2 separate regions of the Mus musculus genome follow, and region 2 is linked to region 1. Evidence: chromatin loops called from intact Hi-C (ENCODE). Cell type or tissue: left cerebral cortex. All regions are shown on one strand. Links, peaks and the distances in the headings refer to the core of each region. The heading gives the core; the rest is flanking DNA. Region 1 holds the start of Zmym3 (zinc finger, MYM-type 3). Region 2 holds the start of Taf1 (TATA-box binding protein associated factor 1).

Region 1 (4,386 bases), core at 234-4,233:
TACTATTCTTACTGTTCTTCTTTTCAATTTTCCCCCACTACCATTTGGTTCCCATGCCAACCCACAGCAGAGACAGGCACTTCTCTTTCTGCAGAGAGGAACTACAGGGGCCAGAAGACCCATGCCCTGTCCTAATCCCACCTTCAAGCTCTTCTGTGCACCTGGAATTCCCAGGTCCCGCTTCCTCCAATCCTACTTACTGCTCTCAGTGGAGTCCACAACCTCAGGCTTTGGAGGTTCTGCTCTTCTAACGCGCTCGCTTCTCTTCTGTACCTTGGAAAGAGGGGCGGGGGGTTGGGGGGGAAAGCTGACACTAGTGGCAGGCTAACTGGAGTTCGAGGTTTGGGGTGGGGACAGGAGATGGAAGGTGAGGTGAGAGACTTGGGACCCTTGGCCCAGCCCTAAAGAGAAGGTGAAAATGGGGAGCTGGACTTCATTCTAAGAATCAGTAAACACGGGAGTTCCTCCCTTCTCTGACTCTGACAGCACCCCCCCAACATCTGGGAGGAAAATGAGGGTTCTCTCCTTCTTAGAGCTATAGGGGGAACTAGACTCTTTCCAATCCCCTCCCCCCTCACCCTCTCAGGCGGCTTCTCAATCTCCTTCCCAGTCAGGCCATCTCCTGCAAAGGAAGCAAGAAGGTAGCCTAAGTCTTGAGCCTGTCCAGGGCCGTCCAGGGCCGGCCCCCACCTCCATTCCTGGGGAACAATTTACTCCAAACTGAATGGGAAAACTTGAGTGCCTGTGGCTTCTAACCCTTTCAGGGTTACCTCAGACTTGGTACTATGGTGAAAATGGGGAGGGTATGTGTGCAGCTATTCTCCATGAGATAAAACGTATTCTCTTACCCCTCCAATCATTTCTGTCCCACTGTGCATGAAGAATTTATATTTTACCAACAAAAACAAATGTAACCACTTAAAAGGAGCAAGAAGGGGAAAGCCCATCAATGTATGGGTAGGTCCCTCTGGACTTTGGTGAGATATAAGATATATCAGTTTACCTATCTGAAGACCCTTATCACAGGCTAGAGGAGATATAGCACTAGGTAGATTCAGGGAGAAACTAGAGCTTCAAGTCTAGATCGCCCCTCCCCTATCAGAGATGCAATCCTAGATCCTGCCTCTCTACCATTACCCTGAAATCGGTATGCTGTTAGGGGGCTTCAGAGAGGAGTTACCATCCATCAATCCCAGAAACTCCACTCCTATTTAGAATCAAACAGCTGGAAAAATCATAGAGCCTAGAAGCCTGCTATTTTCCTTCAAACCCTGAAGGAAGGACCCTGGTACTGGAAACCCATTGGGGCTATGAGAAAGGGAACCTCTGCCATCCAATCCATTCCCTCACACTACCCCATTTATCCTGCGCAGCCCCTCCATGCCTCCCACCCCTGTTTTCCACAATCTTCACCACACCCCACTCCTCCTTCAGCACACAGAGCCCTGCTCTAATCTTCCCAGCCTCCTGTCCCCTCCTCCTCCACTTCTCAAAGCACAGAGCCAGCCCTCCTGACCACCACCCTTTCTTTCCCCAGGCCCCTCCAAACGGTTAGGTGACCTACCTGGCAACGAAGGATGTGCAGTAGGGGTACATACCCCAGGTTTGCTCTGAGAACTGTTGATGCCATCCCCCAGAGTCTCTCCCACTGAAGGGCTAGGGGGTGCATTGGGGCTCTGTGGCTGCCCTTGGGTATGCTCCTCCTCCTGCCCAGGGGAGCCCCTTCTCCTTGTAGCTAAGGGGGGTATCTCCTCTTCAATATGAGGAGACTCCAGGATTATTGGAGAATCTGGAGCCAAAGGTTCTAGTAGCCCCTCAGGTGAAGGGGGACTAGCCCCAGCCCCTGGATCAGGTGGCATCACCTCAGGGGTTTGACACCCTGGTCCAGGCTCTAGGGTCTGCTCCCCCGAATCCCATGCAAGGGTTCCCTCAGGACCATGGTCCACCTCTGGGGGAGAAGGGGCTTTATAGAGTAGCCCCCCCAGCCCCAGTAGCTCAGTGGCTCCATCCAGAACTCCTCCAGGGTCCTTCTCCAGGCCAGAAGGGGTATCAAGCAGGTCCAGGGCTCCAGAGGATGGAGACGGACCTGGGGGAGCCCATCCTCGACTTGGGGCAGTCTGAGATTCCAGCAGATCCTCTCCAAATTCCATGTCTACTGGAAGGTCTCCAGCCAGGGGCTTCTCTGGCAGGGTCAATGGGTCAAATGGACTGGGGAAATCACTGGGGTCCATGGCTGGGTATGGGCTGCAGATCGGAAGAGGGGGCAGTAGAGGTGGTCTTAGCCTGAATTTCTTATGTCGGCTGTGGGACACACCCCGTCCGTCATCCACTTGGATTTCTCATTAGCAGCCGCCCCCCACAGCCGATAGGCATTTCCACAGGCTTCAGGCTCAATGTCCACTCCCCCCCCAATACAGCGCCCTCTGTGGGGAGTGGCGTTCCCTGCCCTGGCCCCGTGCCCACACTCGCCAGGCAGTTGGTCTCTAACCCGCCCGACACCCCCCACGGAGACTCGTAGCTCCTTCCTCCCTACCTCTCACACACCCCCCACCTCAGACTCAACGCCCCCTCACATTTTCCCGTGCCTGCCGCAGCCAGAAACCTTTCCCGCTCCGGCGACCTCAGCCCCTGGTCCCTTCTCACTCCCCCCCAAAAGCCCCCCAGGTCTCCAGTCTCTCCCCATCCTCTCCAGCCCCAGCGCCCCTCCCCGCGGAGCCCGTCCTCTCTCAGCCCTTCCCCGCCCCCACAAACTGCTCTTCCTAACCGTCTCCCCCCCACTCGGTTACCTTTCAGGGTGGACCACTTCCTCAGCCCCGTCCCCCCTTTCCTACTGCACCCCTAGTCCTTCCCTTCTCCTGTTGCCCACCCCCCACCTCAGGCATTTACAGGAAGACATTTTGGAGCTACGATTCCTGCTCAAACCCCCCTCCCGGCTACTGCGAGATCCCGCCTGCAGGTTCGGTTCGGCTTGAACAGACCCGACCCCTACCTGAGGCAGGGTTAGAGTAACCGCTACAAGCCTAGAACTGCAGACAGCAACGGCCCCGCGCTCCTTCTCCACCTCCCTCCCTAGCAGCCGGGACAGGGGTCGCGGCCCCTTTAAATGGCAGCGCCGCTTGCAGCGCTGAGCGCTCTGCACCAGGCAGGCGGGCGGTGCCAGCGACCAATCCCATTGGCTGGCTGGAGGAGGGGGCTCGCGAGACAGCGCCGGCCCCCGGCGCGAGACTCCCAGCCCAGTGGCCGCCTGGAAATTGCGGAGTGGAGTGCCGTCACTGGGGATGGAGCGTGAGCCCCCGCCCGGGGCCCCGTTAGTTGAGGAAAAGATAGCCTCTGGAGCTTTGGAGCCCGCCCCCGGGGAAGGCGGCGCCCCCTCTCCACCGAAGGGCCTAGTACACTAAATACACAAAAAAAGGAAGAAAAACCCCACATCTACGCACCTGCTTTCCTTACCTGGCTCAAGAGCCTGGCCCCGTCACACCCGTGCCCGCCCTATCTCCAGAGCCCACTCTACCCGTGATCCCCTCCTCTCATTCAAATGGTTCCCGGTCCCCTCCCCCTCCCCGTGGCTCTCCGCTTCCCACTCGTGTTCCCCCCAGCGTCCCCCCTCAGCACTCCCTACCTACGCCATGCAGCAGACGCCTGCCAAGATTACCCTCCCCCATCCCCACCTCTCCGGGGCCCGGCCCCCCGGGCGACTGTTGGGGTAGTGACAGCGGAGAATGGGGGAGGCAAAGACCCAACCCTCAAGTGCCCCTCCTCCCCTTGTCTGCAACCTCAGCCCCCACTTCCAACCTGTCTAAGAGTCGTAGTTATGGGGTGTCTTAAGCTTACCCTTGCCAGTTAAATGGTTCTGGCTTAGTGACAACGCCTATGCAGTAACGGTTACTGCCTGGTGACCCCCCCCCCCAAAGCAGGTTCTGCAAGGCTACACCCCCGTCTCCCTCCATGGCCTTCGGTTAAGTTCTGGGATCATTGCACTGAATCCTCCTGTAGGAGCTTGAATTTTCTCTTGAATAGTTTTGGTCATCAGAAGCCCCCCACCCACCCATCCACTTGCACACACACACACAGACACACACAAACACTGTCCTTCCCTTTTCCCTCTTTTTCTGTTCTTGTAGGTCTCTCCCTCACAGTCTCTTTGCGTCTCTGCCTCCTGAGAGCACTCAAACACAGCCTCCAGGGATCGTACTAGATGGTGGGCGTGGCTGTGATTAAGGCTTGAGAAGTAGGGTAGGGGTAGGGGTCACTAATACTAGGTCTACTGCCTTAAAAGAATAGGTGGCAGTGTTCATTCTCAGGCCTCATGACAGAACACTTCACAATCCCTCTCTCCACATTCCCAGGATAGTTCTAAGGGCTGCACAGCACTTACCGGACTTAGAT
Region 2 (4,386 bases), core at 149-4,148, 110 kb after region 1:
GCTCCGTGATTAAGAATGGTTTCATGGCCTCCTATCAGTAGCCAGCACTCACATGGGATCTGACAATTTATTCTGGCCTCTATGGCATCATATATGCATTGAGTACATAAAAACTATGCATCTACACAAATACCTGTAAAAAGAAATCTCTTTACAAAAATCAAACAAAAGCAAAACAAGCAAAACACACAAAAAGAGAAAGGGTCTGGAGAGAAGGTTCAGCGGTGAAGAGTGCTTGCTCTTGCAAAGAAACTGGGTTCACTTTCCAGAACTCACAGGACAACTTCCAGCTGTCTGTGACTCGAGTTACAGAGGATCCAATGGCCTCCTCTAGCCTCTGAAATCACCAGGTACACACACAGTGCACAAACATATTCAACAAAACATTCATATGCAAAAAAGACATTCATACACACAAAATAAAAATAAGTAAATCTTAAATTAGGAAGGGGCAGAGTATGAGTTTTAATGCATCATCATTATTTTGTTTTTTGAGACAGGGTTCAGTTCCCACCACACGCATGGCAGCTCACAACTGTCTGTAGTTGGCAGTTCCAGGGTATCTGACAGTGGCAAGCCAAGGCATATAGAATAAAGAGTGCGAGAGCTTTCTGTACAGTGGTGGCGCACGCACACCTTTAATCCCAGCACTCAGGAGGCAGAGGCAGGTGGATTTCTGAGTTCGAGGCCAGCCTGGTCTATAAAGTGAGTTCCAGGACAGCCAGGGCTGTGATAGCTTCCTGTTCTTCCTGAATCCAGTTTCTACTACTCAACATCAAGCAGCTCCAACTCCAGAGGCAGTCAACAGTTCTGGCCTCTGTGAACAACTGCACTTCAGTGCATATACCCGTGCACAGACACATACAGATCATTTCAAAAATAAATCTTAAAAAAAGAAAATGTCCCCATGTATATACTAAAGAGAGGTGATCAAATATAATCGCACGACTGAACTTGTTGGCAGAGACCTATAATTTCAGTTAGTTGGGAAGCAAAGAATGGAAAATTCAAGGCCTGGCCCAGGAAACTTAAGTGGGACTCTGCCTCAGAACAAACTAAACATGAACAAGCAAACAGGCACAAAAAATGCAAAGTAGGAACTCTGAACAGATCCTCGGTTTGGCCACAGTGAAGATGCTCCAATTCAAACAAGTCTGTGTGCCACCATGGTGATCTGAAACATGAAATATGTCCTCAGGATGGGGCTCCGGGGTTGGTGGCAGATATGTTACCTACAGAGGCACCTCACTGGTTCAATATGTCTATTTACACAAATATATAGAGTACTTAAAAAACTTTTTTTTAAAGATAGGGTTTCCCCTAGTAGCCTGGAGCTTAACTATGTATACTATGCTGGTCTTACAGAGACAATTCTTTTTTTTTTTTTTTTTTTTTTTTTTTTTTAGTTATTTCGAGACAGGGTTTCTCTGTGTAGCCCTGGCTGTCCTGGAACTCACTTTGTAGACCAGGCTGGACTCAAACTCAGAAATCCGCCTGTCTCTGCCTCCCGAGTGCTGGGATTAAAGGCGTGCGCCACCACTGCCCGGTTCAGAGACACTTCTACCTCAGGTTTCCATTCCTGGCAAAATAAGGTTATTTTTTAAGTACAGGGAATTGAATCTATGTTGGCCAGTGAGCTGTATCCCAGCCTTGTATATTTCTGTCTCTCTTTCACTTTCTCTCCCCTCTTCAACCCCCCCCCCCTTCTCCCACTCGGTTTCTTTCTTCTCTCCATGCTTTTACACATTTACACACATATATACATACATACACACACACATATATATGCATATATGTGTATGTATATATATATATATATATATACATATATATATATATATATATAGTGCTGGGAATCATATGTGCGCTTAAAAAAACTATGAAAATGTTTAATGTTTGTGAATCTTGAAGTTTCGGTTGCTCATTTTACTAAGCTTAACATTTTACCATGGGAAAATGTAAATTCAAAATAAGTAAGTAGCAGTCGTCCCCCTATCACAATTCATAGTAATGTTCCTTTGGGGAACGGCACAAACCGGAAAAGACGGCTCAAATCATTATTGTGTAGTGTGTACTGTAGCCGGTGACGCGCGGTTTCCAGAGGTCGTAGGTCACGCCGCCTCAGATCTACTTTCTTATTGGAGAAAAATCTGCCGCTCTTACCATAGCAACCAGAACGGACCCGCGCAGTTGATGGGCGGGACTGGTTTGTTTGACCAATCACCTTCCAGTTATCCAGCCTGATCTTGGGCGGACCAATCAAACACATCAAAGGAAGTAGCCATCCCGACATCAAAGGATCACGTAGGACGGCCCATCCTTCCCCCCTTTTTTTCAACTTCCGGTAGCCTCTGGTTGGGTCAGGGAGCGCTGCAAGTCACCCGTGTGCGACTGACGTATTTTTTCTTTCCCGCCCATGGGCCCGGGGTGGGCTGGGCTGCTGCAGGACAAGGGTGGCGGTAGCCCTTCCGTCGTCATGTCCGACACAGACAGCGACGAAGAGTCGGCTGGTGGAGGCCCATTTTCTCTAACTGGGTTCCTGTTCGGCAACATCAATGGAGCAGGGCAGTTGGAAGGCGAAAGCGTCTTGGATGACGTGAGTCGTGGGCCTGGGGCGGCGGGTGCTGTGGCTAGGGAGAACTGGAGACAGCGCGAGAGGGCTCAACTCGGAGGAAGGACGAAGAGGAAAAGTCTTAAGTGTCAGTCACTGATGCTGAGGTGTTGGCTTCGAAGGTAACATTCTCCTTGCCTGGTAGGAAAGATAATAGTTAACTCTAGTAAGGTTATCAGAACCGCCACTGTGGAAGGCCTTCTTAAAGACCCTTGGAACTCTGCTTTTTCTGGCTTTTGCTGATCCTAATGGCTCCAAAGCCAGGACTACGGATGGAACGTGTGTTGTTCGGAACTGATCTGTATGGAATTTAGCAGATTTCCTATATAGTTCTTGAATGTGATGTTTCTTTGAGCAGCACTTCATGAAATAATTTCTCAGATGGATTTGTGACTTTGTTATGAGCAAGGGAAATATACTTGTGTAGGACCTTCAGGTTTAGTTGTTATTTTCGACCCTCATGCTGTCCCCTTTTCAGGAGTGCAAGAAGCATCTTGCGGGCTTGGGGGCTTTGGGTCTTGGCAGCCTGATCACTGAACTCACAGCAAATGAAGAATTGTCCGGGAGTGATGGTGCCCTGGTAAATGATGAAGGTAAAGTGTGGGCCATGGGGAGGACAGTGTGGGTGGGGGGAGGAGATTAGCCTGTTGTACGCTTTTCAGTGGGGATTTTCTAAGGAAGTGATAATTACTTGCTTTCTCTTGAGACGTCTCCCTTTTTATCCATAGGATGGATTAGGAGTAGAGAGGATGCTGTGGACTATTCTGACATCAACGAGGTGGCAGAAGATGAAAGTAGAAGATACCAGCAGACAATGGGAAGCTTGCAACCCCTTTGCCACACAGGTGATTCTCTCTCCGCCCCCCCCCCCCCTTCTTGTTTTCTAGCAATGGGTCTTTCAACATAGCCCTGCCTGACCTGGAACTCATTATGCATGCAAGATTGTCCCAAACTCATAGAGATGCATTTGCCTCTGTTTCCCAAGTGCTAGGATTAGACATGTTCCCCACTACGCTTGGTATTCTTTAATGTTGCAAAATTGGCAGTTTAGTACATTTTCTTCCTGAATAAGTCTGTTTTGGGCTCTGTCTTGTATATTTAATCTCTGCCATTGTTCTTGCCTGCCAATACATTTGCTCTGTATGCTGTTTCCACTGTCAATTCAGTGCCAAGTAGTAGGTATTCTCTTACCAAATTCAAGCTTTTATTTTTATAATGTTCGGTCTCAAATTGTTGATTAATGACAAGGGTGAAAATGATTTCTTGTCATCTCATATATTTTAGTGCCTGTAGATTTGATATAACTATTCTTATATGCTTTTCAAAGTTAAAGATGAAAACAAACCCACTCTTTGCCCTTAAGATTTTAAGATTAAGAAGGGTTATGTTTATAATCTCATGTCAATGAGCAAATGTATTTTGACTCAAATCATTCCCCTATTATACTTCTTTTTCTTCAAAACATAAGTATTTTCCCTGCTGTATTTTAGAATAACAGTCTCAGAATCGGAAGAGGTTTATTTGTTTGGCCTCTGCCTCTGGAGTGTTGGGATTAAAGTCTTGTATCACCACACTCTGCTTTTATTTTCTATTTTTGAAACTTTTAGGCCTCAAAATTGATTACGTAGCTGAGGTTTGTTTTGGAACTCCTTTGATATTCCTGCTTCTACCTATCAAGTTTTGGGATTATAGACATTCGTAACTTGGGAGAGATTTTTAAAATTTTTATTTATTATTTATTATATGTAAGTACAATGTAGCTGTCTTCAGACACT

What was found. Hi-C counts contacts between places; a loop is a spot of excess contacts. Peaks named below come from ENCODE experiments on the same cell type or tissue, not always from the same donor. Only the 100,000 strongest peaks of a DNase experiment are listed, where the experiment ranks them.
Region 2: a loop joins it to region 1, with 2.4 times the contacts of the local background. A loop is called at or near these places in 1 of 42 quality-filtered maps.

Annotation. Positions count from the first base shown.
Region 1 is chrX:101,416,709-101,421,094 of GRCm38, forward strand. Zmym3 (zinc finger, MYM-type 3) reads right to left here and starts at 3,514. Exons shown (of 25, transcript NM_019831.3): 1 at 3,438-3,514; 2 at 1,565-2,244; 3 at 579-622; 4 at 201-273. The coding sequence starts at 2,231. In left cerebral cortex, for the core only: a CTCF peak has its summit at 2,413; DNase peaks (open chromatin) are centred at 2,426, 3,203 and 3,614; H3K4me3 peaks cover 2,754 bases; H3K27ac peaks cover 1,652 bases.
Region 2 is chrX:101,530,406-101,534,791 of GRCm38, forward strand. Taf1 (TATA-box binding protein associated factor 1) reads left to right here and starts at 2,330. Exons shown (of 39, transcript NM_001290729.1): 1 at 2,330-2,596; 2 at 3,090-3,204; 3 at 3,340-3,456. The coding sequence starts at 2,417. In left cerebral cortex, for the core only: no CTCF peak of the experiment used is centred there; a DNase peak (open chromatin) is centred at 2,214; H3K4me3 peaks cover 1,389 bases; H3K27ac peaks cover 713 bases.